Regions from separate parts of the Mus musculus genome. Here all the other regions are linked to region 1. The links are chromatin loops, found by intact Hi-C in ENCODE. Cell type or tissue: gastrocnemius. All regions are shown on one strand. Each heading gives the region's core, and the rest is flanking DNA. Links, peaks and the distances in the headings are about the cores only.

Region 1 (11,015 bases), core at 3,723-8,722:
TGCAATGTAGTCAGAGACAGCCCCTGCTTCAACTTTAGGGGTCCCACACGAAGACCCAGCTGCACAACTGGTTCATCTGTGCACAGGGCCTATGTCTGTCCCATGCATGCTCTCTGGTTGGCAGTTCAGTCTCTATAAGCCCAGGTTAGTAGGTTTTCTTGTGGTGTCCTTGACCCACCTGGCTTCTTCAATCCTTTGTCCCCCACTTCCTCAGGATTTCCCCAAGCTCCACTTAATGTTTGTCTGTGGGTCTCTGCATCAGTGTCCATCAGTTGCTGGGTAAAGCCTTTCTGATGACACTTATGCTAGGTTCTTGTCTGCAATAATAGCAGAATGTCAGCAGTGTCACGGGGCTCCCTTTCTTGGCATGGATCTCAAGGTGGGACAGTCATTATTTGGCCTTTCATTCAAATTCTTCTCCTCCTTCTACTCCTGCTCATCTTGTAGCCAGGACAAATTGTGGGTCTAGGGTTTTGTGGATGGGTTGGTGCTTCAGTCCCTACACTGAAAGTCTTGCCTGGTTACAGGATATGACTGGTTCAGGCTCCATATCCCCCATTGCTAGGGGTCTTAGATAGGGTCACTCTTTCCCTTGTCCTAAGTTTCTAGCTCATTCCAGAGATGCTTCCCACTAGATACAGTTGTCTCTCCCTCCCCTCCCCTCCCCTCCCCTCCCCAGTCCCCTCCCTCCATCCACCCCAATGCTTAATCTATTTCCCTTTCAGGCATCTCTCCTTGGGCCCTCCTTGTTACTTAGCTTCTTTGGGTCTGTGGTTTGTTGTACGTTATCCTGTACTTTATGACTAATATTCACTTATAAATGAGCACATACCATGTTTGTCTTTTTGGGTCTGAGTTACCTTGCTTAGGATGATATTTTCTAGTTCCATCCATTTGCCTGCAAATTTCATGTCATTATTTTTAATGGCTGAGAAATACTCCATTGTCTAAATGAAAATTTCTTTATCCATTCTTCAGTTGAGGGGCATCTAGGTTGTTTCCACTTATTGGCTATTATGAATAAATCTGCTAAGCACATAGTTGAGCAAGTGTTTTTGTGGTACGGCTGAACATCTTTTGGATATATGTCCAGGAGTGGTATAGCTGGTTCTTGAGGTAGATCGATTCCCAATTTTCTGAAAAAAACGACCAAATTGATTTCCAAAATGGTTGTACAAGTTTTCACTCCCAAAAGCCATGGAGAAGTGTTCCCCTGCTCCATATCCTTGCCAATATGAGTTGTAACTTGAGTTTTTGATCTTAGACATTCTGATAGATATAAGGTAGAACTTCTGAGTCATTTTGATTTGCATTTCTCTAATGATTAATGATGTGGAACATTTCTTTAAGTGTTTCTTGGCCATTAAAGATTTCTCTGTTGAGAATTCTGAGAAGATTATGTTTACATATTTAGGAATATGTAAGCATGCATAGATGTATGTAGCAGTAATTAATAAAAATGAGGCCACAAATTTGAAAGAGATCAAGGAAGAGTCTAGGAGAGGATTTGGAGGGAGGGAAGTGAAGAGGAAATGAAGCAATTACAGTCTCAAGATTAAAAAAAAATTAAAAATTCTATCTGGGTCTCAATGCAAGGGACGGTACCTAGTCTTACTGCAACTTGATACGCCACGGTTGGTTGATATCCATTTCTGAAGAGAAACAGAAGAAGAGTCGATTGGAGGGCAGAAGGGGAAGTGAGGAAAAGGGAGAGAATTTGTGGTTGGGATGAGGGAGAGAGAGGGAGAGGGGGGTGGGGAATTTATTAAAAATTGCTACAGGGTTATTAAGAGAACTAAATGACCTAATACAATGCCTAGGATGCAGTAAGAATTCAGTGGTATCATGATAGTCTGTTGACATATAGAGTGTTTTGACATATTCTGAGGTAAATATTTTGTAAAATTTGTAGTTCTTTCCTTCATGGCATTTACAATCTAGGGAAAAGTTTATGGAAGGATAATTTTTTAAAAAAGCACAGTACTAGTTTAAATCAAAACAGAAAAGCTTAAATCGTAGTAGACAATTATGGTGTTAGCTTAAATTCTGACAGGAGAGAAAGAAGGGAAGCAGGAAAGGAGGACCTGAGGCAGCTGCCAGACTGTCAGCTTGAGCCCGTCATTAGAGGACAGTAGTGTTGACACACCAAGGCAGGGCTGCTATTCTGAGAACATCTAAACCCATCCTGATGGGTACCTAGAGACCTGGGGTCAGTGCAAATGGATTCTGAGTGTGTTTGTTCAAGAGAACATCACAGAGAGCTTGAGCATCAAGTCTCTGATTCAGTTAGCCAGGGTGACCAGGGTGGTGCAGCCTGCAAGGCTCCCTCAGGCACTGCGAGTGCCTCCAGCATAGGAGCGGTGGCTGAGGTTATTCCAATGTCTAGGTTTGCTAAAGGGAAAGCTGGAAGAAGAGGAACCTGCAGCCTGGTGTGGAGGCTCACACCTGGAATCCCAGTACATGAGAGGTGGAGACAGAAGGTCTGCCATGAGTTACAACTAGCTTGGGCTACCGTGACCCTGTCACCCGCACAAAATAGCGTGGGATCTCATATGATACTTATCTAATGAGCTGCTAGGAGATTTGAGGCACAAGGAAGGTAGGCCGCTTGGGATGCGGGATGCTTGAGTAGAGGCAGTGACAAGTCATGCGCACATCTCAGTGGAGTCCATGAGGGTTTAACCAGTCTCTTCCACACACAGAAAGTGAAATCACTGTGGGGCAGGGGGATGATTGAATTATTTCAGTCGGTGGTTTACATGCAAGCAGTCTCAGTGACAACGTGCACATTGGTGACATAAGCAACTGACAGGTCCCTTTCCACCGGGATGAGGGAAGTTGCTAGATAAGTAGGCAGTCTTTACCCTTTACACAGAGCCGCCCTCTTCGCCTTTAGAGCTGCCCTGAAGAGAGGTATTATCATGCATATTGTGTAGATGAGAAGACTCAGGTCTTCCTTGGTTAAATAACTCACACAGAGGTGCATAATTAGGAAGAGGGCCAGTGGGACTTCTTTATTCCAAATGCATGTACACTTTCTGAAGCCTGTTAAAAGTTTCAAGTGTACAATCAAGGCTGGCAGGAAATAAGGATTTCTCACTCAGATAGACAAAAGGTGGTTGGCTGAAAGTAATATTTGTTGAGATTTTTTTATATTAAAAATTTCATTTAAATTTTGCATTCCATTCCTTATTCCATTTTAATGTACAAATAGTGGTTTTCCTTATTTGTAAACAGTTTAAAAATTTATATGTACATATAAATTCTATATGTTTGTGTCATACTATATGGTGATTCAATTCATGTAAAAATAGCATTTTAAATGACTTTATTTCCCCATCCAAGAGAGCATTCCATGTTTCTGCAAGGGCTTGGGATATTCTCTGGCAGACTGCTGGTCCATCTTGAAAGTACAGTTCGTGTCCCGAGCGGTATGCAAATGACAAAATTATATTAATAAAAGATGGCTGGAATGCACTTAGAAGCAGTTTCCTGTGGAGTCATTTCAAACACTTGTATGAAATGCATAACGTATCTCATGGACATGCTTTATCTTATTTTCCACAATGGGCTGTAAGCTCCTCGAGAGCAAATACATCCATTTCATCTTTAGCACCATCGCCTGTGCCTGACACACTTTGTATTCTCAGAACGTGTTGAATGAATGAATGAATGACCACAACTTGGTAGCAATCTGCAGATTGAGGAAAATTTAAAACTATCGGCATTTCCGGTGATTCTGTCATTAACATGAGAAGGCTGTAGCAATAGTGCTAAGTGGTGTGTTAGCCTAACGCTTAGAGGTTCAGAGAAAAAGTAGTTCTCAGAAGATAGGGATTGCTTTTGGAGGAGCTGGCATTTGGCGGAGCCTTATGGGATGCATACGATTTGCTTACATCAATGTTCTCATTCTAGGTTGGCTACCCTGTTGGTGTGGCTTGCTTCTGACTAAGCTCAGCTGAATGTAGAAGGCAGAGCTCACCTGTGTTGTTTTCTTTACTGTGTATGCAGAATATCCTTCAGTGGCCAAGATTCCTGGCAAAGACGAACCACCAGCCATCTGGTAATATTTTGTCTTAAAATTTATTTTTCTATACCAATTATCATATCATTTTGCATTTCCTTAGAAGGAAAAAGTTTGGACATAGGCAATTTTCTGTTGAAGACACCATTAAGTAACAGAATTTATTAACAACTGCAATTGAACCAAAGGACACATCAACTGATGGTTAGTTCCCTGCCACCAAATGAAGATATATTATCAGTATTTGTGTTAAATATTCCATTTTAACAGTGTAGATACATATTCATTAGAAGACAGATAGCCCTAGAGCATGCACTTTGGGATACTTGTTATTTTTGCCAAGTCTGCACGGGTTTGAAAACTCGGCATTACCGTCTGTGTGTAATCTCAGAGTCTGTCATTCACATGTAGAAAACTCACCTCTCTATTTAGCCTGTGGCTGGCGAGAGATAGACATTTACAGGGCCCTCTGCCCTTGAGCTGTTCCATTAGTGCATGGAAAGCACCTTGCAGCCTGTGACAAGCGCAGCAGATCGGCACTAAATCAAAAATCAGTGCCAGCCAGGGATCTAAGCCACCATGAAGGTCACAGCCATCAACTGCGTGCCATCTCAATCCAGACAAAACACATTGGATACAGGGGGATTTTCACAACTCACAATAGGTGACAAACACCTCCTGTTAGAGCGAGTGACACCAGGGGGATGGCCTTTTAAGCACTTTTGACTTTTTAATCAAACTTTGGAAAAGCTGGAGGTGATTTTTCATATTTAAAAACCAAAAAATGCAACAAAATAAAAACCTCCACAGTGTGGTGCTGCGGTAGTGATGGCTGTGGTAAAACAGGTTTCTGTTGTTCTTTTCTTCACGTGTGGTTTTAGAAATCATTGGCTCTCCATAAAAGTAGTTTTATTTGGTGTCCTGTCTTCAAAACTGTGTCGTTGATTTTTCATGAAATAAACACTTCGTTCTTAAACTCTTTCTGCTTACTCTCATAGTTTCTGCTTACCTTCGTATTAAGTAGGAGATGCATTCTCATCTTTGGTCATCTGAGTCTACCCTTTAGTAAGATTTTGTTACTGTACAGTGAAAGGTTTTTTGAGGAACATGAACCTTTTTATTAAAAAAATGTTATAGCTTTAATTCTCTTTCACTTTCAACTCAGGAAATAATCAAGGAGGAGTAGCTCTCAGATTTAAGTAATACATCCTCGACTTCATAGATTTTCCTTGATCTCACTCTGAGAATTGATTGCCTATAAGTGGGAAGTGTTGGATAACTCAAAGCACCGTGCCAGACTTTTCTACTGTAACTCGGAAAATGCTTCAGAGAATGAAACCTACAAAGTTGCGTTTTCATAACTGAACTAGCACAGTAATATGATCTGACTGAATTATAGCACACTGTTAGAGGGAATGAGGCAAAAGCTTAGTCTTTCTAACTTTGCTGAAAGGTCTAAGATAAGGGATTTATGTATTTTTATACTAAAATAACCCTTTTGTAAATGCTGCTCAGCAAAACAGCAGAGGCAGACGACTACACTTGAAACCCTCTTTGCAGTCTGATCTGTTCAGAGAAGTGAAGGCTACTTTAAAAACAGGTCATTTGAGAAGTAGATCTTGAGACTGGATATTTCCACCATTGAGTAAATTTGTGGCGTATTTCCTGACAGTGTAAAGCCATAGTTCAGCAGAGATGTATGCAATAGAAGAACGCCACCTGCTGGCAACCTCTGTCAAGCTCTCAATTAGGAAAACTGGGGGACTCAGCCTGCACACTAGGAGAACACAAAGTTCCTTGGGAGCATTCCGGTTTTTTCCTAAGAAATTCACTTTCATTAAGGCAATGCACACCTTTAATATACATTATTCATTTTAAATTAACTTGATTACTAATTTTATGGAATCACTAGTTAGAAAAGCTTTGGAATAAGCTCAGTGGGCATTTTCCCCCTTCCCAATTTACAAAGTTTTTGTGTTCATCATTACCAGCAGTCAGCTAGTGGGTCTGTTCTATTTAAAGGCTCTGGCTTTTCGCTTAATGCAGCCCATCTGTTTCTGAAATAAATTGCAAGAATCCGTGTTTAATTTTAATCAATGTATTACTAAATATGCAAATTATATTAAAAGCCGTGGTTTGAAAAAGCTTTCATTTGTAAATATGGTAGCTTAAAACAGGAAGCATATCTAAAAGCCATTTAGCTACAGTAGCCTAACTCTAACACTGTGGCTGATTTATAAAGCAGATCACAAGTTGATCTTTCTCCCACAAGGGGATATGTAAAACTGTTGCATATCAGATTTTGTTAACATCTGATGGACTACTGCTAACAGTCTAAGAGACTCATACTTCAGCAACCATGTCTTTCACATTTAAATTAAGGTAATCTTATTCCATTCTACATCTTTCTAATTTTTTTACACAACCTAACATATGAATTTGCGTGATTGGTTTATGAATCACAGTTAAACCAATTTGAGCAAGGCTTTCAATCAATCTTAAATTTTTAGTGTCTAATTTACTTGTGATTTACATAATTAATTGTGGAAGGAATCCTTTGGGAGTCTCCCTTCTCCCCCTCTTCTCTGTCTAACCTTGTGTCTCATCCATGGGCTACACAGCCCGGGAGTGATGGAGTTCTTTCAGGTCTGCTAGATGACATTTTAGGAACCCAGAATAATGTGGTGCATTATCCCCTCTGATCTGCCTGGATTAATTTAAATTAAGTTTGTTATCTGCAAAACAATTAATTTAGTATGTCATTGAATTGTGTAGCATATCGTTTATTAAGCAATAGCCACAAGGAAAGCTTTTGGAGTTCTTCCCCATATCCAGTGCATGAGTATGTAGGAATACATATATACTCATAGTGAAATACGGGATCTGTTGCCTACATATCGTGGTCCTGGCTTCTGTACGTTTCCTAAAAACGCCAAGTGGTACCCTTGAGTGAAATAGCAGGAGTCTTGCTAGCTTATTGTTAGCACAGTAGTTACTAACAACAAAAACCTATGAACTCACACTTAAATAAATTACAATGAAACAAAAGTAATAAGCAAATAAAAGTATCACTGTCTAGTTACTGTATCCCATTTAGTGGGCTTGATGTTCTTGCGGCTCTTTGCATCTGTCTTTTGCAGCCGTAGAGCACAGATACACTACACTGGTGTGCTGCTGTGCATTTCCTACCTGTTCTACATCTAGGACCATCATATTGGCCGTGGGGAAGCATTTACACCACCGAAGCTAGCAAATGCTACAAGCTCACTAGTCCTGCCTTATGTAGAGTTGGCTCTTCAAATCCCACTGCTGCCTTTATTCGTAATACTGCAGGGCCACCCCATCCATGCTCTCCTGTTATTTATCCTTGGGGACTAAGCTGAGAGAGTAACAACAGCTGACTATATATACATAGCTCCAAAGAAGAATTAAAACCATTTTGATAAATTTCAAAAACTAAGTGTGATCCCTACCATCAGACAATTTGAAAAATACAGAAGTTTTTTTTTTTCCCAATGATTTTACTATCATAGATGAAGGAGAACATCGAATAGCCATATGGTACTAAGTAGTCTCTGTCTTCCATATTGGCTTAGTTACTTATTGCCTTGGGGCTACCAAGCAATCTAAGCTTGGAATGTGCTAGAAAATTGGTGAAATAAATTATTTCAAGAATATAAGTAGTAGAGTCATTCCATAGGTCATCCTTATTAAAAAATAAACTTATTTCTCTGTGGAGCAGATTTATTAATTACACCTCAGAATGCTTAATAATGGAAAAATTTTAAGCTCTGCTTGTGATCTTCTTCCACACAGCTACTGCTCTTCGAAGACCACACCTCACACACAGGCTGGTTACAAGCCCCAGGCTCCCTGGCTCCCACAGTACACTTCTGCTTTCCCATGCCCACCTGAGACCAGAGAGACCAGAACTCCCTGACTCTCCAACCTCCTGGGAGCACACTTCAGACGCTAGACTGGATCACTGGGCCAGGCATGTTAGAGGTCTTGAGACCTTGGACTTCCTCCAAGCTTGTGTGTAGCCCTGCTGGTGAATCCAGATGAACCCTTTCTCCTACTTGTAGAACACACGGCTATTACCATGCATGTGCTCTTACTGGAGAAGCAAGAGGACACATAACCAACATGCACCTGCGGCGCATGCGCAATGCTCCTCGTGCGTCCTGACTCGCACAGTACCTTACAAACTAAAGACACATAAAAGCACTGCTCTTGGAACGACGCCCATCACAGTGCACAGTGGTTTATGAGGCTAAACCCATGCCCCACAACTGAGCCGAGGTCTTCAGGTATCCCATCCATGGACTGACACTCAGTGCTTCTGGTACTGAAGTTTGAGCCACACTAAATTGAGCCAAGATCTGAGAAGCAGAAGGTGTATCACAAGCTAAAAACAAATGACCACTTAACTCATATGTACCAGAACGTCTCATCCAGCAAACTAACTCCAGGGACAAACTCTAGTAACATGAAAAGCTGAGAAAAACGTCTTTCAAAAATTACTAGTTCCATAGCAAAGGCCGCCAATGACAGTGACTTGGATGAAATTCTAAGGGATGCAAAAGAATGGTATAAATATGTTAACGGATCTCAAGGGAGACTTAAATGTACCAGTGAATTCAGAGAGGACACAGGTCATACTCTGAATAAATTCCGCCCCCCCCCCAAAGAAAACAGCAAACAGGGGAAGGAGACAAGTCCATTCGTGATATGAAAATAGAGCCAAGCATAGAGTGGGGAACACTGACGAGAACACAGCTGAAATGACCTGGGAACAACAGTTTAGGAAGAGCATCAGTACACAGCCTCCCCATAGAATGGCAGAAGGAAGGGCGTGAGCCTAAGGCAGAGGATTTGGGTCATTCAGTTAAAGTCAATGGCAAATTAAAAAGAACAATGTATGAATGGAATATATTAGGTCTGTGGGACACTGTAAAAATACCAAATTTATAAATTATGGTCATAGAAGGAGTATAACTTTCAGGCCAAGGAACAGAAAATATTTTAAATCAAATCATAGAAGAAAATCCCCCAAATCTAAGAAGACCTATTCACGAGTCATACTGAAGACCAACTGGAAAGGAACACAAAAGAGACTGACTCTCCGTGTCTCGTTATAGGTCAAGGCAGAAAGAGAGAGTGCAGTAACAGTGACTGGGCTCCAGGCATAGCAAGAACCTTTAGTGCCAGCCCTCAGGAGGCAGACATGGGCAGATCTCTGTGAGTTTGAGGCCAGCCTGGTCTGTCTGCATAGTGAGTTCCAGGACAGTCATGGCCATACAGAGAGACCTCATCTCACAAAACAAAACAAAACAAAACAAAACAAAACAAAAACCAACCAACCAACCAAACAACAAAAACAAAGAAAAGAACATACCAAGGAGGAAAAGGAACAAGTCATATAAAGGCAGGCGTTGCCAAGCCACAGCTGAGTTTTCAAAGAACTTGATAAAGGTCAAAAGGACATGGAAGGATGTTTTTCAAATTCTAAAGGATCACAGTTACTAACCCAGACTACCTTACCCAACAAAACTGTCAGAATGGAGGGGACAGAACTAGCTGTGACAAAGGCAGCACATGTCCAGTGAGCTGGTTCTACCGAGAATGCTGGGGACATGTGAATAAAAGACAATGGTAAACATATCCAAAATTGATTTAAAAAATTATTGTAAGACATTTGTTAGGCAAGCGAAGACTAAGAAACCCCAGAACACCACACAAATTCAGGAATTAATACACATCTCTCAACAATAACTGAATATTCACGGGCTAAACTCCTCAATGAAAAGACACCAAAGATAAAACAACAAATCTTTCTTTCTGCTGCATACCTGACCACTAAAAGATAAACTGTCTATTTAAAACACTGAATACGAACAGACTCCAGGGATGTATTTCTGACAATTCTTGAGCTAGCAAGTCCAGTGTCAGGGCATTGCCGACTTCGTGCCTGGTGCAGACTTCCTACCAGTAAGAGTTCCTTACTGCATCACCCACGTCCTAGTACCACAGGGATTGTGATTGGGCTTCCGCTGAAGAATCTGGGGCAGACACGCACATCTGGGTCAGAGCAACCACCCTGTGCAGGGTTCTCTGCCATCTGGGTAGTGTTCTCTGCCATCGGCCACTAATCCTTCCTCCATTCACAGAGACTGCCATTCCAAACACTTTGTACAAATGGTGCCTGACCGTCTGCTACCTTTGAGGTTGTCCACCACCTCAAACACCTAGTCAGTGTACTTCTGAGACTAATTCAAATTGTGTAGCTGTCAATAGTCTGCTCATTTTAATTGCTTAGCAGTATCCCATAATGTACAAATCATAATTTCCTTAATTGCCTGTTGGTGCCAGCTTTTTCTCAATTACAAATAAAGTTACTTACACAGTTATGTTTAAGTTTTTGTGTAAAAGTAATTTCCTTTTTTTTTTTAAATTTTGGTTAGCCTATACAGAGTTTCATAACTGTCAAAACTATTTTGTGACTGCCTGCCATTTTAAATTCCTGTCACTAGTAAAATATGAATAAGTTAGCTTCTCTGATCTTTTGCCAGTATTAGTGTGCTATTATTATTTTTACACTTATTTATTTTACCCCCCTTCCATGTATATGTTTGTGGGTGTGCACACATGTCATGTACACACACCCATTCACACATGGGGCAGGGGGCGCAGACACCTATAGAGGTCGGGACATCTTGCTGGAGTTGATTCTCTCCTCCATCTCTCCAACCCTTGTACATTATTATTTAGTCATTTTGATAAATATACAGTGATATCTCATTCTGGTTTTAATTTCAGGTTTCTTACTGGCCAGCAATGTTGAGCATCATTACCGTGGTACATACAGGACTACATGTGCCACATGGAAACGTGCTGGACTCCATAAGTCCATGGATAGCTATCAGCAATTCTGAAAAGTCCATAGCCACCATTTCTACCAACTGTTCTTTGTCACATTGTCTCCCAGTCT
Region 2 (11,015 bases), core at 3,640-8,639, 380 kb before region 1:
CCCACTGTGAAGATTTCCCTTCACCTGTGTCTTTCAGGGTTGTCCCAGAAAGGGGTTGTAATGCTGCAGCTGTCCACTTCTGGGTGGTGCCTGCATAACGTGCAGAGCCATCAGTAAACCAGGCTCTAGTCTTCTCCTCTTCGGTCAGTTGATCATAGGGAACACCCCATGAGGCTATAGGCACATGTTTGGGAGCAGATGGCATTGTAACAGGAGTAGAAACCATAGGCATTTGAGCAACTTCTTCATGTAACTTGCTTGTGCCTTCAGGACCTGCTTTGGCCCGATCACGTATATACCACTTCCATTTGATAATAGACTGCTGCTGTGCGCGTCCCACTTTATGACTTGCAGGGTCTGATAGTACCCAGCTCATGATGGGTAGTTCAGGTCGCATAGTAACTTGGTGTCCTATTGTCAAACGTTCAGTTTCCACTAAGGCCCAATAGCAGGCCAAGAGCTGTTTTTCAAAGGGAGAATAGTTGTCTGCAGATGATGGCAGAGCTTTGCTCCAAAATCCCAAAGGTCTTTTCTGTGATTCACCTACAGGGGCCTGCCAGAGGCTCCAAACAGCATCTCTATCAGCCACAGACACCTCAAGTACCATCGGGTCTGCTGGGTCATATGGTCCAAGTGGTAGAGCAGCCTGCACAGCAGCCTGGACCTGTTGAAGGGCCTTCTCCTGTTCCAGGCCCCACACAAAGCTAGCAGCTTTCCGAGTCACTTGGTAAATAGGCCTAAGTAACACACCCAAGTGAGGGATGTGTTGTCTCCAGAATCCAAATAGACCCACTAAACGTTGTGCTTCTTTCTTGGTTGTAGGAGGGGCTAGGTGCAATAACTTATCTTTCACCTTAGAAGGAATATCTCTGCATGCCCCACACCACTGGACTCCTAAGAATTTCACTGAGGTAGATGGTCCTTGAATTTTGGTTGGATTTATTTCCCATCCTCTGATACGCATATGTGTTACCAATGAGTCCAAAGTGGTTGCTACTTCCTGCTCACTTGGTCCAATCAGCATAATGTCATCAATATAGTGCACCAATGTGATATTTTGTGGAAGATCCAAACGATCAAGATCCCTTCTAACTAAATTATGACACAGGGCAGGAGAGTTAATATATCCTTGAGGCAGAACTGTGAAGGTATACTGTTGGCCTTGCCAACTGAAAGCAAATTGCTTCTGGTGGTCCTTATGGACAGGTACTGAGAAGAAGGCATTTGCCAGATCAATAGCCGCATACCAGGTGCCAGGAGATGTGTTAATTTGCTCAAGTAACGAAACTACATCTGGTACAGCAGCTGCAATTGGAGTTACTACTTGATTTAGTTTTCGATAATCAACTGTCATTCTCCATGATCCATCTGTTTTCTGCACTGGCCAGATAGGAGAGTTAAACGGAGATGTAGTGGGAACCACCACCCCTGCATCTTTCAAGTCCTTGATAGTGGCAGTAATTTCTGCAATTCCTCCAGGAATACGATACTGTTTTTGATTCACTATTTTCTTTGGCAGAGGCAACTCTAAAGGCTTCCATTTGGCCTTTCCAACCATAATAGCCCTCACTCTACAGTTCAGGGAACCAATATGAGAATTCTGCCAATTTCTGAGTATATCTATCCCAATTATACATTCTGGAACTGGGGAAATCACCACAGGATGTGTCCGGGGACCTACTGGACCTACTGTGAGTCGGACATCAGTCAAAACTCCATTAATCACCTGCCCTCCATAAGCCCCTACTTTAACTGGAGGGCCACAATGTTTCTTGGGATCCCCTGGGATCAGTGTCAACTCAGAACCAGTATCCAGCAGACCCCGAAAAGTCTGATTATTTCCTTTTCCCCAGTGTACAGTTACCCTTGTAAAAGGCCGTAGGTCCCTCTGGGGAAGAACTGGAGAAAGGGTAACAGCAAAACCTTTGAGTGTCTTATCAAGATCCTTCCTCAGCGGAACCTGGCCACCCCTTCATTCAAGGGGTTCTGGATCTGCAAACTGTCTCAAGTCTGGAAATTGATTCACTGGCCGAGATTGCTGTTTACCACGATCTAATGTAGCCTTTCTTTCATTTGGCTGTTTACCACGATCTAATGTAGCCTTTCTTTCATTTGTTTGAGAATTTTTCTGCTTATACAGATCAAACAAATATGCAGTAGGCTTCCTATGTATTTCATTCCTGGAAACACCATGATTGGTTAGCCAGTACCAAAGGTCCAACCGAGTCATGCCATTATAAATTTCACCTCTCCTGTGCTGACCATTACTGGGTATGTTATTATAAACATTCTTTTGTCTACGCTGTCCATTATAATAACTAGAATCACCTTGTCTCCGGCGATTCAATGCTGCCACCTGGCCCTTGTTACCTCGGAATCCAACTAAACCCAGTGAATTTAATTCATCTAATTGAGCAGAAGCATCTCCAATGCTAAGATCTGGCACAAGGAAAAGGGAAAGAACAAAACCCTTCAAATGTGCTGGTGCCCCTCTCACCAATTTGCGTCTTATAGAGCTAGTGAAAGGCATATCTTCTGGACCTTCCCATTGTGGACAATTATGCTTTACACAATATATCCACTCTAGCATTGCAATTTCCCTAAGTCTTAAAATCCCTTCATCAACACTAAGCCACGGAATATCAGGCATCTCCAAGTCATTTCCAGTAGGCCATCTTTTGATAAACACCTCAGCCAACCATTCAAACAAACTTTTGACACCTTTTTTAACTATGCGAGCTTCCGTATTAAACCTAGAATCTCTACTCAGAGGACCCATGTCAATAAACTCAGCCTGCTCTAGTTTTATGTTCCTTCCACCCTTATCCCACACCCTTAAAATCCATTCCCACACATATTCACCAGGTTTCTGCTTGAATGAATTAGCAAACTCATTAAGCTCCTTAGTAGTGTAGCGAATTTCCTCATGGACTACACTTTCTACCTCCCCTCTAGGAGCCTGTTTTGCTTTGAGTCTGGTTACAGGTCTAGAAGAAACTATTGGTGGGCCGTGAGCAGACTCTGCAAAATTAATTTCCTCATGTGGGGAAGGCATTATTTCAAGAGGTGGGGCTGAGGGTACTACTTCCTCAGGTGGGGCAAACCCTTGAGAATCTGAGGATTCAAAATTCTCAGCTTCAACATGGTCTTCCCACACATCCCCATCCCATGTTGTAGGATCCCATTCTTTGCCAATTAGAGCCCTTACTTTAACTGTCGACACACTCTGAGGCTGAGACTTGAATTTTCGCTGTAGTTCAGCCAACCTTACAATGAGAGTTTCTGTTTGATTTTCTGCAACTTGAGCTCTATTGCTACAAGAGAGAAGATTCTCCTCAAGGACACACTTAGCAACTTTTAGATCGTTTACTTGTGTCTGGAGCCTTTCGATTTTATCACACAACTCCTTCCTTTCATTCATCATTTTTTCCACAGATACTAAGAGCAGCCAGCCAGTAAAATCATTTTTCGATTTTTTCCCCATCTTGTAGAAAGCTTTGTGCACTGAATCACCTAATTCATTAAGAAAATCAAGGGCATTAGCTTCTTTAAGTTCGGAATATAGTTTCAACCATGGGTCTTCAAAATTCTCTGAGCTCCCAGGAGGGAGAGAATCTGGAGAGGTTTCAATAGTTGAAAGTGCTGGTGGATCAACAAGCCAATTCCAGAATTTTAAAAGATTCATCCTTGTACTTCTGTTACTCTAGAACCACTCCTGGTACCAACTTCTGTATTAGTCAGGGTTCTCTAGAGTCACAGAACTTATGGATAGTCTCTAAATAGTAAAGGAATTTATTGATGACTTACAGTCGGCAGCCCAATTCCCAACAATTGTTCAGTCGCAGCTGTGAATGGAAGTCCAAGGATCTAGCAGTTACTCAGTCTCACGCAGCAAGCAGGCGAAGGAGCAATAGCAAGAGCTAGACTCCCTTCTTCCAATGTCCTTATATTGTCTCCAGCAGAAGGTGGAGCCCAGATTAAAGGTGTGTTCCTTAACTCGGAGATTCAATCTTCTGGAATCCATAGCCACTATGGCTCAAGATCTTCAAACCAAGATCCAGATAAGGATCTCCAAGCCTCCAGATAAGGGTCACTGGTGAGCCTTCCAATTCCGGATTGTAGTTCATTCCAAATATTGTCAAGTTGACAACCAGGAATAGCCACTACACCATCCTAAAAACATTTTCTTATACCTAAACAATTTAAGCTTATAGCAAGATTCTTTTGACTATCTAGACTTCAACCCCACCAGAGACCTGAGAAGGAGTAAATATTACCTGTGTGTGCAGGAAGCACAGGGACGCAGCTTCCAAAAATTATAGAAATGACAGAGACAGCCAATTGCCTGGACAGTCCCAATATTCTCTGTAATGTTGGAGCATCTATCTTCAGCCTTCTGGCCCAGAACATCTGACAGACCTTGTGTGAAGCAGGAATTATGAAGGACTCGCTTACCCTGTATTGGCAGAACTTGGCAGTCAACTTCCCTGTGTTCATTTGTTCTTTTTGGACACGATGTCTGCAGTTGAAACATGCCTAGCTTGCCACAATTAAAGCAACTCGATATGGAGGTTATTGATAGTCATTATCGTCTTTTGAGTGGAGTGGGGGTACTGTTAGGAGCAGACCTGTCTCAATGTCAAAAAGCCTTAATTTAATAAAAAATTTTTTTAAAAAGCATGTTTCAATGCCATGTTCTGTGAGTCTCTGAGATTTGTGAAGACCATCTATTCATAGCATATGTGAACAAGCAAATATTGCCTGTCTCCAACTACCTATTATCTGTACAACACAGGATGCATATGTCTGTGATAATCCAGACTAGTATCTGACAAGACCAGGAGTTTGATTAACTTAATGTTATTTTGTGTTATTTAATTATCCTAAACAATTTTTAAAGGATTGGGACTCAACATTATATTATTAAATGAGTTGCATAAGTATAATACCTATATAAGAGTTGAAACATATATATGTATATATACATACACACATATATATAATGTTGTAACAAAATTAATCTTGCTTTGTATCAATATATAAAGATTTATACCAATACAAACCTTAAACCTATATCAATATACAAAATTCTGTACCAATGTAACAAAAATAGCCTCAATTTTGCATTAAAATATAAAGATCTTTGCCAATGTAAGATTATGACTATAAAATATTTTAAATTTAGAAGATTTAACAGTCCTCCCCTATTTGTCTAATATTTTATAATATTTCTATGATCTTCCTTTTTTACCCCCGCTCTCTAAGAGAAAGAAAGAAAGAAAGAAAGAAAGAAAGAAAGAAAGAAAGAGAAAGGAAGGAAGGAAGGAAAAGAAGAAAAGAAAAGGGAAAGGAAAAAGAAAAGGAGAGAAAGAAGAGGAAAGACAAGATAGAAATCCCTGAGTCTAAGCTCTCTATTTTGTTTCTTCCCTGTCTAAGACCATAATTACTTGTAAATCATCCCCTAAGACAACAATATATTTATTACTCAAAAGTGACCAAAACCATCCACCCCAATTTAAGCGATTAGGATGACAGTCTTCTTGTAATTGCTTCCTATTGAATTGGGGTGGGGGGGGGGGAAGGAAAATTAGAAAAAAAAATCATTAGTCTTTAAGAAAGCTAGCTATAGTATTTGTTGTCTAGTCTCTGTATGTTGAGAAATTGGAGGCGTAAATAAAGTCCCAGTTAGAACAGTCTGGAAGGCTAGACCAAGTGAGCTAGCTGTTGTGACGTTGTCCCAGAAGTGAGTCTTTAGAGGAAACAGTTTAAATGTAACTGAGGTAGGATCAAGGCAGGGACTGGAAAAGTGGGTCTCAGCATCTCAGCATCCGGAGAGTGAGTGTTGTCAGGGCTGCATTTTTGGTGGTTTTTTCTGCAGGTTTCAGTTTGGGTTTTTCCTTGCTTAGTGTGGTATGCTGTGGTGTGTTTTGTTTGTTTTGCAATACAGGCTTGCCTATAGCCTAGCCTGGCCTGGAACTTGCCCCAGCCTCCCAGATGCTGAGATTATAGGTGTGAGCCACCACATCTGGCTCCAGGGTACTGTTTTTGTTTATTGTTTTCTTTTCTCATAGAACCTCTAGGAGATTTAAATTCCATGTGATTTTTGAGGATTGTAATGCAAGCAATTTTTGCTTAGCCTGTGACATTGGCTGTCTCCATGCACACATTTCAGAAGCTCCAAGACTACTTCCAATCCCAATTTAATCTGTCCTGAAACGAGGGTTTATATAAACATTTTTTGATGCAATGGTATCTGACTGGGTCTCTTCTCCAATAAGATACCTTTTGAGTCCAACAGAGCTGAGAGTTGGGAAACAGGCTAATGACCGGTGCTCCTTCTGCTGGCGAGTGGTTGTCCACTAGAGGGCAGCACTGCTTTTGGATCTACTTGGGAACCCTACTGGCTCTAGGAACAGCATCTCATTTGAAAACAAACTTGGACCTCAGTTAATTTTACACATAATGACAAGCTAAATATTCCAGGCATAACCAGACTGCACAGCTGATTTTTTTCCCTCTAAAACATTCTGTATTTAAGTTTTGTTTAATTTCTCTTTTAGTTAGGTAATACTCTATAATGCTCAAGTTTACTAAGAATAAATAGATGTTTTCATATTTTTAAAAAACGAGAAGAAAAGAATCCCTCTGGGATGACAGTTTTGTCAGGGATCAAAGAAAGGGGCTTTCCTTTTGGCTTCTGTTGTTAACTCTGTCTCGTCCACACCCCACCAAGCAGGCAGACCAGACGTGCTGTAGGAGGGTGGCATCGTGTTTCCCTTAGGAAACACTTCAATTTTAGCTTTTTTTTTATACAAAGACTAGATCACTAGGCTGACAGTTGGGATGGTTTTTATCTACATCCTAATGGAAGTTTGGTTTTCTTACCTTTTTTTTTTTCTTCACCTATTTGCTAGAGAGATTCTTTCCCAGTGTTCCAGGTCAATTTTTTAAAAAACTTGTCTTGGATAAATTCTCTAAGTCTTAATCTCTTGTTAATGTCTCCCTTCCTGTTGTTGTATAATGGACTGAACTTTAAATGCCACTTAATAGCCAGCCAAATAGAACTCTGCACCATGCAGAGCCTCTGTCCGTTGTCCGTCTGCAGCGCCCTAGTGTGTTAAGCCGAACCAGTAAAGATTTACAGTGTTGTGTCCTTGGGAAGATAATGTTCCGGACCAGACGGCTTCGGATTGATGTGTAGGGCCCTACTCAAGCCAGGCTTTCTTACACATAACGACTGTGCGGCTTCATTACACATTTGTCAACTTTGGACTAATTATTTTTATACAGCTAGGGCAGGGCAGTGCATCCTGTGATCGTCTTTCTTACTAATAGGATTCTGTCTGCTTCAGCAGGCAGTAATTGAAGGCTTCATGTATGAGTCGGGGAAAAAAAAGTTTTAGCCTGAGTGGGCCATTGTCACAGTTTCTGATAACCAGTAGAACAGAAAGCAGGAGGAAATTGAACTCAGAATAGAAAAATCAGAGAGCAGGAGACTATCCAAGAGAAGACAAAAGCTTGTCGCCAAGCTGTTGTTGGGTGCAAGGAGTCTGCCTCTGCATAAGGAGCTGGCGTTTGTGGGTGCCCCAGGCCAGCAGGCGCAACCTCTCAGAGCTACTCACATTCATGTGCTGGCGTATTCGCTTTACAGCAGGTGAACTGCAACACATCCTGTCTAGGGGGAGAAAGGGAACATTATAGTTTATAGCCAGCTTCTGACAGATTTAAATGAGTTGTAGACAATATATTTATTCCGAATTTATTATTATGTGACCGGTTTCATCATTCCTACAGTAGTTACAAAATAACTTTTTACAAGAGTGCAGCACTTTTTTCTCACTTGGGTCACAACATGAGCTTAGTTGGCCTTTTTCTTGAATCTTATGAATTCAACAAAGATTAAATGTCAACTGCTAGAGATAATGGACAAGACATTCAGTGAGATGGCATACGGATGCGACCTAGCGTTTCACTTGCCGGCTTGTCAACAGTGGGTGCTTCTGTTAGAATGGAATGAGCATCATCAGATGCCGTCCTTTCGTCACATGGGGCTGTTGTGCACAAGGTAGCTCTACCCTGCCTGAGTCTCCCTTGTCCTCACTTATGGTGCCCAGGTTATCTATCTCCCGAGTTCCCTCCCTGATACAGCTCCATCCAAAAGGATTTATAGTCCTTATGACTGGGGACTTGAAAGGACTAAGCAGATGATACTTAACGTTTTCAGTCTCTAAGAACAGGGATAAAAATAGGAAGGGGAATTAAGTCAGGACACCTTGACTTACAGACCATTCAAAGTAAGCACATAATTGTGCAAAGAGAAAATCTTCCTTCAGGATTCTGACATAATAACAGAATCGGAAAATTAGTCTGTTGACTGATAAAAGCAAATATTGAGTGTGTTTTTGCATCTATTGAAAGACTGCATATGACCTGTATTCATAATGCCTTAGTTTGAGTGCCTGCTCTGCCATGCACTCGCCCTGTGTCTCAGGCAAATGCCTCCAGTTCTGTGGCCTCAACCTCCTCATCTCTGTCAGTCCCCTGCCTCCATGGGTCAGATGGAATTGTGGGAATGGTTAGCACTCACCTCTGGTCACATGGTATAAACAGCTACTTTATAGCAGTCAGAACTTCTGCCTCCTGAAAAAAAAAAATGCCACTATAGGACCTTGTTTAAGACCAAGTACTGAGGACCTGATAACACCCATCAAATTTAGCATATATTCACAATTAAGGTCTCTAATGATTGTTTACTAACCAGTATTCTTTTTTATAACTATAATTTTAAAATATGCTAATATATATAGCTTATTCAGAATTTAAATGATGAGTAACTTTGGGAAGTTTTTCTGCCTTCCACAGACCCAAAGAAGCCAATTGTCATCATGCTATGTTCCAATTAAATACGTTCTTTTTGAACTGTGAAGTGGGCGTGTCAGGACATCTGATCTCCTGGTCCCTGCTTTAAGGCACAGCTTCCAGCCTGCATACTGCCAGCCGGACACAGCCGCCTGTGTGTCTAAGGGGCAGTGGCATGGTTGCTAGGGTGCTTGCTTAGTGCTCTGCTCATTCTGCCGCTGCAGTCTAAGCAGACGCCCCGGCTTTCCTGTGCCTGATCTTTCAGGCAGAGAATTTTAAAACAGGATTTGAAAAACATGCCCAGGATACTGATTTTAATCTCTATAAACATACTGACATTTGTCTTTGCCTAGCCAGTGTTATTGTACATTAACTCTTTCCGTTGTTAATGGAAGAGAAATGAAGTGTGCCTTGGGGCTCTGCCGGCCTGACATTCAGATGGTGCTCTGTGTTCCCATTCAGGCATAATCTTCTCTGAGGTCCCAAGGCACAAGTGTTAAGTAAATAAAGGGACTAAGAAGACTGCTGTTGACATAATTATAGCCCTGTCAGATAGAGACCTCTGTTGAAATATTTGTTGAATGAATTACAAGTATGGTGACCAGATCTATGGGGAGAGTTGAGTAAATGAATGGAATATAGAGCCACTGTATCCTTGTGACTAGTTTAGCAAACTATAGAATTATCATTCTCCTATGAAGCTAAACCGCCTTTAAAGTTTAGACATGGAGGCTGGAGAAATGGCTCAGTAGTTAAGCGGGCTAACTGACTTTCCAGCGGTCTTGTGTTCAGTTTGTAGCATCTACCTAAGGTGACTCACAACTGGCTATGCCCTCAGCTTCAGGGGGCCCCAGCCCTCTTCTAGACTGTGTGGGCCTGCAGACACCCACACAGACACATAGGCATATTTCCTTTTAATTTAGACAAGATAAGTGCATTCATCTGTAGGGGTGATAAGAGATGAGGGAGTGGTATGTATTCTCACAAAGGGAAGAAGGAGGAGGTGCCCACAGTGCCTCACCTCTTGTGTGCCCATACAAAAATCAGATATATACATACATATATACATATATATAAATATATGTGTGTGTGTGTGTGTGTGTGTGTGTGTGTGTGTGTGTGTGTGTGTATACATACATATATATGGAGCTTATTTTTAAAAATGAAACAAAACTCCTTAGGAACATGGTTGTGATTTACACTCCTAAACTGGTTCACCTCTCTGTTGAAACTGTCTCTAATTCTTACAAGTTTCCAGCATGTTTGAGGCTATGCAGAAAATGGTTAGAAAGGTTGCTGACGCGCCTTGCTAACGCACCATTAGCTGGTGTTTTACTATGTGTTGTCAGAGCGCCGAGAATATTTTCAGCCAAGTGAGATGAGGATGGTTGTCTTGTTGTCGGTGAAGATCTCATTTCCATCGTTCTCTTTAGGCCAAACACGACTTGTTAGATTTTTAAAAAGAAAAAGAATCTAATGTGTTAGATAAGCTCTTGATGTCATTTTTTAAGACTCAAAAAAGAAATTACTTTTGATTTAAAGAGAATCTGCTTCCTGCTTAAGTGGCTAATATTTTAATTAAGTCGGGAGTGAAGTTTTTCTGAGTGTCTCCTGATAAACTCCCTCTTTTATGTTGATGGTAATTAAACAGATCCCTGAGGACCCCGCTGGCTCTGTGCGAGGCCCATGCTAATTGTCAGACATGAGACACTGACCAGTTGGTTTGCTCTTGAATAGTCCGCAGCATGCTGTCAGCTCGGCAGTTTTATTTGTATGTATTGTGAGCTGTTGTCAGGGCTAACTGGGTGCCATTGTGGCTGAAGATGTCGCGCAAATTGAGGCAGATGGCTCAGATTCAGACACGTGTCACCCAGAGAGGGGAAAGGGGATTGGCCCTGCAAAGTGGGGTCACAGCAGGTCACAGACCTGCTCCACACTTGTTAGTGTGTTCAGAAGCTCATGTACAGCAACTTTGTCTTTCTCCAATCATCCCTGCAATCAGACTCCCTCCCCTCAAAATGTGCAGGGGGCAATGGAGGCCTAGGAGGGGGTGCCAGCCCTCCTCTGAGGCTTGCAGTCCCCTGTGCATGCAGAGTGAAGTAGCGGGGTTGACAGAAGTCCGCTGTGCCTCCCTCCCTCCGGCAGCTTTCCAGTCG
Region 3 (11,015 bases), core at 3,443-8,442, 560 kb before region 1:
TTAAAAAAAGAGTTTTAAAATTAATCTAGCTTTGAGTTGGCATATCTCACTAACACAGTTGTAGAAACTTAGATTTGCCCTCATGTAGTTTATGAATTTCTTGGAGGAAGAGTGAATACTAATACCCAGCCTTGATGCACCAACTGACTGCTTGGCATGTGTGTGTTGATGCCCATCTGTTACTGTGGCATCATGCCCGCTATCATGGTGGCATGCCAGTAGCAGCGAGGCGCAGGAGCCAACAAAGATGAATTGTTTGGATGGGATACACCATTCTGTAATACTAATTAATTTTGAGCTGATGAAGCTGCATGAGCTAATGCTAACCAAATACAGCCCAAGTACAATCAGTGAAAATAAAATGCACTTTGACTTACAAAGGGGTACATCACACACATTGCAGACTGCCACTGAGAATAATCACCATCAGTGTTTACTATGGTTCCAGCAATCAGCTTTCTTTGTATAAATTTTAGAGCTTAAAAGAAAAAAAAAAAGCAATGTTTTTTTATCGTGGTAGAATGTGATTAGCAAGGAAGTCATGTAACATTGTTAATTACAGAGTTTATACGACTTGTGTGGTTCTTTACAGTATTGGATTTGAAAATAAATTTTGTTTAATTCTGTGCTTTACCAATCCCAGCCCTGTGATGGCGTGCTAATGAAAGCTGAGCAAGGTCAGACATGTCCACAGTTTGTTTTCTGTGCTGGCTTCCTTATTGGTTACTCGGGAACAATAGCAGCTACCTGCACTTCATCCAGACTTTGTCTCTCCGAATGTGACAGCAGAATAAGGCGTTAAGTTATGGAAAACGCTGGGACTTAGTTACATGTTATAAACACATGATGTAGACCTCCATTTGTATACTGTCACAGTCAACCAGAATGAACAAGTTCTTAAGTATCTTTTCATAAACCATCAAAGGATCTTATACAGACAGACACACCATTCTTTCTGCGTCTTCCTTTTTACTTAATATATTTTGGAGATCTGTCCACATTAGTATATGAAACAAGTCCAGTCTCTAGCCACAATACTGTGTGCCTTGAGGTTGGCTAGTCACTCTGCTCTGGAAGGATCTGATCGGTTTCACTTTTGTCACCTATAAGCAGTTCTGCAGTATATATTTTTGCACACACCGGGTGTGAGTTTATCTTCTTAAAGGAAACGTTTTTAGGGCTGGAGAGATGGCTCAGTGGTTGAGTGCCGACTGCTCTTCTGAAGGTCCCGAGTTCAAATCCCAGCAACCACATGATGGCTCACAACCATGTGTAACGAAATCTGATGCCCTCTTCCGGAGTGTCTGAGGACAGCTACAGTGTACGTACATTAAATAAATAAATAAATAAATAAATAAATAAATAAATAAATAAATATTTTAAAAAAGGAAACGTTTTTCGAGGTACTCTTGTAAAGTCAAAGTGCATTGAACATCAACTCGTGGTGGGTTTTGCTGAGGTACCTTGTAGATGATGGCACCAAGTCCCGATGACTAGCAGTAAAGCCTGCTTGCTTTCACATCAGTGTCAAACGCTGGCCATCCTTGAACTAAATATATAGTATTTTAGTAGTTCTAGAATTTATGTTCCCATTTTTTTCTAATCTAGCTCTTTTAAAAACTCATTCCATTGTCTTCTGCCTTCTGAAGTCAGCATCAGCGTCATGGAAGACCTGCCTGCCCATCTATATAAGTATTATTGGGACATAGCTGTGCCCCATCATGCATTCTCTGTCTGTTTCATGCTGCAGTAGAGATGAATAGTTAGACCAGGGATGGTGTGGCTATTAAAGCCTAGACTTTATTACTTGCCCCTGTATAGGGAGGTTTGCAGATGTGTCTTAAGGCAGTGTGTTTCATTGTGGTGTCTTTAAGGATGGTTTCTCATTGTTCTATCTTTTTTTTTGGTTTTTCGAGACAGGGTTTCTCTGTATAGCCCTGGTTGTCCTAGAGCTCACTTTGTAGACTAGACTGGCCTTGAACTCAGAAATCCATCTGCCTCTGCCTCCTGAGTGCTGGGATTAAAGGCGTGCGCCACCACTGCCTGGCTTGTTCTATCATTTGACTGATGCACTTAGCATAACTTTGTCTTTCCTATTTCCTAAGATTTTTAAAGTATGTGACTTTAGGTCTTTCTGAGTTTGGGAGAACTTCTTCAGTTATTTTTGTACTTTGACTTCTAACCTTGCTTTTGGTTCTAATTAGAGCTGCATTAGATGTTTGGATAGCATAGAATACATCCATGCTGTTTCCCATCCTTGTCTCTGTCTGAGCTCTAATTTGCATGTTTCCTCTGGACTGGCCTTCAGTTCCGTCTGGTGTTAAGCCTGACCAGAGTGCTTCCAATCCGAATTCTGTATTTTCAGTTCTGAATATTATAGCCAGTCTTAGCCACTTTGGTGGATTCTTCTTTCTCCCACCCTTTATCTCCCCTCCCCCAGCTTTCAGCCCTTAGCACCGATAGGAGAGAGAGAGAAGGGTAGGGAGGAGGGAGAGCTGGAAACCTCTGAATCTAATTTCTTTCTTCTTGTTCTTGGAGCAGCAAACTGCAGTCACCCCCTACCTCCATCAGCCAGCAATCAGCACCCCGGCTGTTGGGGCCCTAGCATTACTGCACCCTCTGAAAGGTTCCCAGGATTTCAGACATCACACAGTCGCAGAAACTGTCTGCAGCTGGCAAACCCACGCCTCAGCCAGAGCACAGAACCATAGCTGCTGCAAAGTAGAAGTGGCCCCGTCTCCCCACATGTGGGGATTAAAGCAAAAACTTCGTCTTACAGTACTTGTGTGTATTATCTGTCTTGTCCATCTTTTCTTGTGATTTGTGACCATATTATTTAAAGTGTCTACTCGGTGACTCTGGAATTGGGCTCAGCTATAGATGGTCTCTGCACTTCTCTTCCTCTCAGATCCCTTCACCATTTAGTTTCTGTCACTGCCCTCCTGTTCCACCTCGCAGTTTAGTCAGATTCTGGGTTCTTAGGCTTGGTGAGTCCGTCAGCCCATCACTGAACTAACTATGCTAGTCTCAGGCTCTGTGCATCATGTGCTGTTTTCGCTCTTGGCTCTCCAGTGTATCGTCCTGTCTGTATGGCCGTTCTGTGGTGTAAGCCCAGGCAGCCCTGGGTAAGAGAGTTGATAGTTGCTCTTCTCTCCAGGGTGCTCTCTGAAGCCTCTCCCTCCCAGGTGACATTCCTCTTGCTTTCTTAGACTCTTGGCCTGTGGAAATGTGCCAGCTCCTTGAAGGGAGTGTGCTGACAACTTTGTGTACCTATGGGTGGTTTCTTCCTCTTTGATTTTGCTCAAGTTTCAGTCACTCTTGTGGCTGGATTTCAGTATTTGTCACTTCAGTCACAATAATTGCCTCTCTGGTTCTGTTCTTCCCAGGGGACAATGCACTGAGGGAACCAACTGATGTGGAGGGATGGCGGCCTCTAAGTCCTGTCTGTATCTGTCCTGTGTGCGCTTCCCTATGGCTTTAAAAATGGCTGTTTTCTGTGGCAGTTTACAAGGTGGTTTCATGACAGGAATTGGAGATCCTTATACTACATCAGTGTCCGTGTTTTAGCAGTGTGTTTCTCTCCTGCCCCTCCTGCTCCCTCTCTTGAAAGGCCCTATCTGGTCACAGCCCTGTTTCTCTGTAGAGTGCGACCACTCTCAGGCTGCGTCCCTGTTCTCTTCTGCAGTCTGTCCTTTTGTTTCACTTCCATCATGTGCTGCCTTCTGACATAATCTGCTCCTCAAGTGCATTTATTTTTGTTTTTATTTATTTGAATATAATTTCAGGAGGGATTCCCCCCCTCCAACCTCGTTTTTCTTTTGTGTGTCACCAGTGCAAATGGGACATAATGGAGGCAGGCCCTTCAAGATGGAAGCCAGTGTTCATTTGTCTCAATCTAGAGGCGTGCTCTGAAGGATTCATGAGATTGTACACTGGCTTTTTAAATGAAGATATTGTTGTCCTGTGTGGGAGAAGTTTTAATAAAAAGCAGGGATAAGGGAGTGCCTGTAACGTGTTCTCCTTTAGTCCTGTACACAGTATTGTAGAGAAAATTCTGTCTGTGCCTGGTTGATTGTGGCTTGAGAGGCGATGGTGGGTGACTGGCTGGTTAAGATTCCATCAGTTGTAGCTGGAGTTTTGCGTTTTTACCTTTTTGTATGTGGTAAGTGAAGGACACATGCCTGAAGCTGTGCAAGGCTCTGACCCTAGGAAGGGGAGGCAGACTGCAAGCATCACCAGGCCCTGTGCTGTTCCACAAGCATGTCAGGAAGGCCCGGAGCCTTGGCTGTAGCACTGCACCCTGCTCTAGTTCCCAGCCCCTCTGCAAATCCAGTCACATTTGCCATTTGCCATGGGGAGTTGTGTATTCCTCTTAGGAGTTTTTCAAAGCCCAGGTTTGAGAGTTTTCTGGCAATCTTGGGAAATGTCCTGTCCTCCCTGCCCCCATTTTAATATCTCCTATTGTGGTACAACTCTGAAGGAAGTCACAGTCCCTCAGCACTTGTGCCACGTCCTCATTTTTAGATTTAAGTCTCAGGTGTTGCTCTTAGTGGTGCACAGCTCTTGAACTGTTTTGAGGGAAGGTAATTGTGTAGAGCGACTTGGTGATGATTACTGGTACATATTTCAAAAGACGTAGGGAAAAAGGCTTGGAATATTTTTAACACAGAGCAAGTGGATGCTCGAGGGGCCAGCGAGTTGGTAAAAATCCTTATAGCACAAGCCCAGGGATCTGAAGGGGAGAAGCAACTTCTGAAAGGTGTCCTTTGACCTCACCCGTGCATGCGCAGACACACACCGTAAAGGAGGTGTTCACAGAGGTAGCTACATCAATGTCTTTACCCTGTAATCCCAGCTTTAGAGAGGCAGAGGCATGAAGATCTCCAGTTCCAGGCCACCCTGGCCTGTGTGGTGACAGTGTTTCACAGACTGATGACAGCTAAGACCCGGATGAGTATTACGAAGTTGTTGTAGATATACTGAATCTGCCATGGAAGGACCACTTAGTCTGTGTGCAGAGGGCACACACATATTGCCAGCTGCTCTATAGCTGCTTTATAGCTGCTTTATAGCTGCTAGAATGACCTCTGCTTGTATGAAGTTTTAGAAAATACAGGGTCAGAGTGGTAGCAACCCATCACGATGTTGGGGAGTGAGAATCTGGCTGTAAAGGTTGTGGGCAAGGTTGGAGGGAGTGTCCTGTGGTTGATGTAGCTAGTGATTGCAGGATTTTACCCATGTTTGAAAACTGAACAAAGTATACTCTTAGAATTGGAGAATGTTATAATAAGTCACACCACAGTAAGGCTGACAAGTTAATTGTGTGAGCTCTGCTCTCAAACTGCTAAAGAGCTTTTCTTTCTTTGAAAAATTCCAGTCTGTCATGGATGAACACTTCTATAAAATTCAATAAAAATAAATTACTAGAAAAATACAGTGGAAAAAGTATGTACAATACCACCCCATTTTTATTGGATTCAATAAACATAAAATTATACTGTCAAATTACTCTTCCAACTTTCCAAGTATGTGACTTTGAGTGCCTCCATGTGTCTAGGTAGTACTTTGAGTGGCACTGATGAGCATGGTGCCTGCTGGATTTCAGTTTCCTCTTTGTTTATACTGCTTTACAATGAGTGGAGGAAGAGAAGGAGGGGTCAGGAGTAGTGTTGTAATAAGTTCTGGGTTTCAGATTTATGAAAAAGAAAGTCCACCGATACTCTACCTCCCTCCCAGGTTGTCCTGCGTGACTCGTCCCATGTTGCTTTGGGCAGTATTCTGGTTTATTCTGGTAGAGTACAAGCGCCTTTCCCAGTCCAAATGAGGTTTGCTTTAGCTTTTCAGCAATGCATTTCTTGTTCCTTGAAACTTTTAGGCTTATTTTGAATGGGATAGAACAGTTATACCATTTAACACCACAAGATGTCACTTATGTAAAAATAAAGTCAGTTCCCTCAGATTGAGGGTAAGTGAAGAAGCAGGGAAAGAAAAGGAAGCCTGCGTTTGAAGCAGATAACACATGGTGTTTCAAATACTGCTAATTCAACGTTATTTCAAACAAGTACCTTGAATTTATAAACATTTCTTAATTTCTAAGTGTCATGTAGTAACACATGGTCCTGGTCAGTTTTGAGTACACACTCTGAAGGCATTGACTTAGGAGCAGGAAGAGACAGTGCATCCGAGACTGACAAGAAGGTGTCAGCTCTTTTAATCCTTCCTGTTTTGGTGACAAGCAAAGGGGCATTGGGGAAGGCACTATCTGGGAAGTCATAGTGACAGATTGGGGCTTGGGGAAGTTGGGCACTGCCTCTGGCTGAAGTAGAGCTTATTTCTGTTCCCTTGGACCTGAGAGTTAGTAGCTCTTCCCTGGGGCAGCACCAAAGGCATCCTGATTTCTCGGTTTTAGTTTTAGAGAACAGGACAGGACATAGGGTGGCTGAAAAGAGGTCCTTGTTTGCACGAATGTAGCAGGGACTAGCCAGGCTTCCGTTAGGACCGAGCAAGGTGATGTCTGGGTGAGTGGTAGACAGGTCCTAAAATTGATATTTCTTCTTCCTCATTGTCCATTTCTCTCTCCAGGTAACACTGGCGAGGAAAGTTCTGGAACATTCTTAGGGAAAAGGAAAGTGAAACCAAGGAGAAAGGCTTCCCCTTTTCTGGCATTTGGGTGTCTAATCATTTCTTCTTAGTTCCTATCTATTTCTGTTTTGTGTGTGTGTTTCCTCAACAGGAATACAATTTAAAATGTTTCTTTTAGGTTTTAGTATTTCCACTTAGTATCATTATGTAAAACGAAGGAACAGGACAAAGTAGGAGGAGGAGTGGCTTGAGATGCCCTGTTCCCCACCCACATCACCACAGCCTTCTATTTGTCTCTGAGTTTTGAAGAGCCTGAGATGTTAGAAAAGGGGATTCTAAGTTTACTACAGTGAGATTTATAGTAAATCTTCAGAGACAGTTTTTCTTTTAAAATATCTATTTCATTTTGTGTGCATGAATGTTTCTCCTGAGTGTGTGTTTGTACCATGCGTGAGCCTGGTGCCCTCAGAGGTCAGATCCTTAGGACCTGGAGTTACAGATGGCTGTGGGTGGTGGGAATAGAATCCCTGTCCCATTGGAAGAACAGTGAGTGATCGTAACCAAAGAGGCATCTCGCCAGCCCCAAACATTTGTTTACTTATTTGTTTGGGGTGGGGCACGCGTGATCTGTAGTGTGCATATGGGGGTCAGAAGTCGGCCTTCTGGAGTCAATTCTCACCTTCTCGTGAGTGCTGTGCTGAGTGTGTGCTCCAGGGTGCCTGACCACAAGCTTCTGCAAGATCCCCCTCTCTGCCTCTGTCTCACCATGGAGTGCTAGGATTGTAGATGCACGCCATCCCTGCCAGCTTCTTATGTGGGCTCTGGGGATTGACCCTGGCTATCAGGGCTGCATGTGTCATGCCTTCACCCTCATCGAATGCCCAAACCATCTCCTCAGCCTCGCAGTTTTTATACATAGTTATTTCTACTATCTAGTTAACATAAAATACTGGTTATATTTTAGTTGGATTTTTAAAAAAGATTTATTTATTATTATATGTAAGTACACTGTAGCTGTCTTCAGACACACTAGAAGAGGGCGTCAGATCTTGTTACAGATGGTTGTGAGCTACCATGTGGTTGCTGGGATTTGAACTCCGGACCTTTGGAAGAGCAGTCGGGTACTCTTACCCACTGAGCCATCTCACCAGCCCTTAGTTGGATGTTTTAATTACTGTAGTTTTTTTTTTTTTGTCTCCTGCAAATGGTCACTACTATATTTAATATACCATTTGAAAAGTAAAAGTAAACTTTTTTCATAATAATTCGCCTTGCCTGTATTCTCTCTGGGGAAAAGTAAAGTGTGTAGTGTTTCTTTTTTAATTGTTTTGGTATGAGGATAGTTTTTTTTTTTTTTTTTAACATTTAAACCCTGCATTAGTTGTCCTAGGTTACAGACACTGGGTGAATTAACCAACACAAACTTTTGAAGGTGGCAAATCAAGCTGTCAGGAGCCTTGTCATCAAGGCCTCTCTTCTGGTTTGCTGTGTCCCTGCCTGATCATTTCTTGCTGTGTGTGTTCTTATTCTCATCCCTTCTTAAAACATAGTTATGACTGGCATACGGCCCACCCACAGGTCCTCACGTTAACTCTGTCACTTCAACAAAGGCTTAACTTCAGGGTGAACCTCACGCTCATTTCTTCTTCTTCTTCTTCTTCTTCTTCTTCTTCTTCTTCTTCTTCTTCTTCTTCTTCTTCTTCTTCTTCTCCTTCTTCTTTTTGGTTATTTTTAAAAGATATATTTTATATATTAGTCGGGGCTCTTTAGAGGAACAGAGCTTATAGAGTGAGTCTATATGTATATTTAGAAAGGGCATGTATTAGAACAGTTTACAGGCTGTGGTCTACCTAGTCCAACAGTGGCTGTCTATCAAGGGAAGATCCAATAATCCAGCAGTTGTTCAGTCTTTAAGGCTGGATGTCTCAGTTGGTCTTCAGTATACATCAGAATTCTGAAGAAGTAGGCTCTAATGCCAGGAATGGATTTGCCAGCTATGTGATAGCAAGTAGGCAAAGAGTGAAAACTTCCCTCTTCCATGGTCTCTATGTAGGCTGCCAGCAGAAGGTGGGGTTTCTTTTTATTTTATTTTTTATTATTTATTTTTTATTTTTTTAAAGATTTATTTATTATTATACATAAAGTACACTGTAGCTGTCTTCAGACACCCCAGAAGAGGGCATCAGATCTCATTACGGGTGGTTGTAAGCCACCATGTGTTTGGTGGGATTTGAACTCAGTACCTTTGGAAGAGCAGTCAGTGCTCTTGCCTGCTGAGCCATCTCACCAGCCCAGAAGGTAGGTTTTCTTGCATCCAAAGGTCTGGATTAAAAGTATATCTTCCTATTTTAAATAATTTAATTAAGAAAACAATCCCTAACAACTGCATGGGTTTTAGTAGATTCCATAGGTAGTCAGGTTGACAACCAAGATTAACCATCACAATGTCTAGAGTGCTTTGCCCACAGATATGTAAGTGCGTTGTGTGCATGTCTGGTGCCCTTGGAGACCAGAGTTGGGCATCAGATCTCTTGGAACTGGAGTTAGGAATGTGTTTAAGCTTCTGGGTAGGAGCTGGCAGCCAATTGCTAATCCACTCTGCCTTCTCTCCAGCCACGCATGCATTCTGAGTGTGTTATTTGACTTGTAAAGTGTTTTAAGCCTGAGGTAAGAAGGCCGGATGCCTGAAGTGCTGAGTTTCCCCTGATCTGTGTTTAAATGCTAGCTGAGAAGGGAAGGTCTTGGGAGTTGGTTCTTTCCTTTTGCCAAGTAGCTCCCAATGAATGAATGTAGGTTGCCAGATTTGGTGTGGGTGTCCTTAGCAGTTGAGTGTCTCACTGGCCCCTGAGTGTCTGTCTCACTGGCACTTTTCTGGGGCTGTCATTTGGTGGGTGAATGTGTTGCATTCAGGAGCCATGCATTTCTTTTGGCTATATTTCTTTTGGCTATATTTCACAGTTTGCTGTAGACTGTCAGACTGTAGCTCATGAGCTGTGACAGTAGTAGTGGTGGCTAGTTTCACTTGTCACCCTCTTGGCCAGTACTTCTTAACCTTCGAGTTGCGACCACTTCGTGGCTTGCTTCGAGTTGCGACCACTTCGTGGCTTGACCGGTCTTTCACAAAGACTGCATATCAGATGTCCTGCATGTCAGATATTTACATTACAATTCATAACAGTAGTAAAATTATTTGTGGTTGAGCCACCACAGCATGAAGAGCTGCATTAAAGGTTCACAGTGTTAGGAAGGCTGAGAACCGCTGCTCTAGGCTCTGTGCCCCGACAGCTTCTTTCGGAAACTTGAGAGCTTTCTTCTGATGAATTAAAATGGGATTCAGTGACTTTAATTCTTGAATAAACATGAATGTACAGCCTCATTTCAAAGTCTGCAAATCAATGTCTCATCTCATATGTCCTTCTTGGGTGTGATTTCCATTGTCTTTAGAACTAAATGTCTTGTTTAAACCAATGGATAAGGCGCTGTAACGCTACTATCCATCCTACAGAATTAGGATTTGATGTAACCAACTGTCCACGTAAGCCTTATAATAGAAATGTTTGATGTATGTGCATGCCCGTGAAATGGCCATCACAGGTGCCAAGCCTTTACATCTTAGACATCAGACCTTTCCTATGCTCCCTGTGCCCTCTTACATAGTGTCCCAGTTGACATGGTGGTCCAGTTGCCATGGTGTCCCAGTTGACATGGTGCTCCAGTTGACATGGTGCTCCAGTCAACATACAGGTGCCTTTAGAACTGTCTTTGGATTACAAGCACTAAGCCCCGCCTATCCTCTTGGGTTTGCTTTCTTTGACTCAGAATAATGATTCTGAGAGTTCATTAACCTGTTGTTGCCTGCATCAATAGCTAGTTCTTTATCATTACTGAGAGACAAATATTCTGACATATGGCTTAAGACACATTTTGCTGATGGACACTTTGATTTTTTCCAAGTTCTTTATTATTATGAAATGACTATTAATAGATTCACTGCAAATATTTTCGTAAGTCATCGTGTGGATATGCGCTTTTTTTCTCTTTGAGGAGGAACGGCTGAGTGGTATGCAAGTGTATACTTAAATTTGTACCAGTTTCCCCTTTTCCTACATGATCATATCATTCTATGTTTCTCCCAACAATTGTGAGAATTTTGGGTGCTGCATGTCCATGCCAGTCGCTTCTAGCCCTTGCGGGTGTGTAATGATACCTCACTTGGCAGTTCTCGGAAGAATAAGGATAATTTTTCAGGAATTTATGATATTGTTACGTCTTTTGTGATAATGTGGATACTTGACTCTTACCTTTTAAAATGTAATTGTCAGCTGAGTTATAATCACTGTGAAGCTGCTTCTTAGTTTTTATTTCAGGGTCCCTGTAGAGTCATTTTGAGTTGAAAGATATGCTACAGAGATGTCCTGTGTCCCTCACCATTT

Evidence for each region. A loop is a pair of places that touch in the nucleus more often than their neighbours do. Peaks named below come from ENCODE experiments on the same cell type or tissue, not always from the same donor. Only the 100,000 strongest peaks of a DNase experiment are listed, where the experiment ranks them.
Region 2: it touches region 1 in a loop (9-fold over the local background); 23 of 42 quality-filtered maps call a loop at or near these places.
Region 3: a loop joins it to region 1, with 6 times the contacts of the local background. A loop is called at or near these places in 10 of 42 quality-filtered maps.

What each region holds. Positions count from the first base shown.
Region 1 is chr13:94,935,697-94,946,711 of GRCm38, forward strand. No RefSeq gene overlaps it. Among named protein-coding and RNA genes, the nearest start is that of Wdr41, 35 kb to the right of the region's middle. In gastrocnemius, for the core only: a CTCF peak has its summit at 5,752 (motif pointing left); DNase peaks (open chromatin) are centred at 4,571, 5,748 and 8,236; H3K4me3 peaks cover 881 bases.
Region 2 is chr13:94,553,845-94,564,859 of GRCm38, forward strand. All of the region lies in intron 26 of Ap3b1 (adaptor-related protein complex 3, beta 1 subunit), which reads left to right. Among named protein-coding and RNA genes, the nearest start is that of Gm32305, 140 kb to the right of the region's middle. In gastrocnemius, for the core only: no CTCF peak of the experiment used is centred there; a DNase peak (open chromatin) is centred at 6,363.
Region 3 is chr13:94,375,970-94,386,984 of GRCm38, forward strand. The region is part of intron 1 of Ap3b1 (adaptor-related protein complex 3, beta 1 subunit); the gene reads left to right. Among named protein-coding and RNA genes, the nearest start is that of Ap3b1, 23 kb to the left of the region's middle. In gastrocnemius, for the core only: a CTCF peak has its summit at 5,914 (motif pointing right); no DNase peak of the experiment used is centred there; H3K4me3 peaks cover 974 bases; H3K27ac peaks cover 1,376 bases.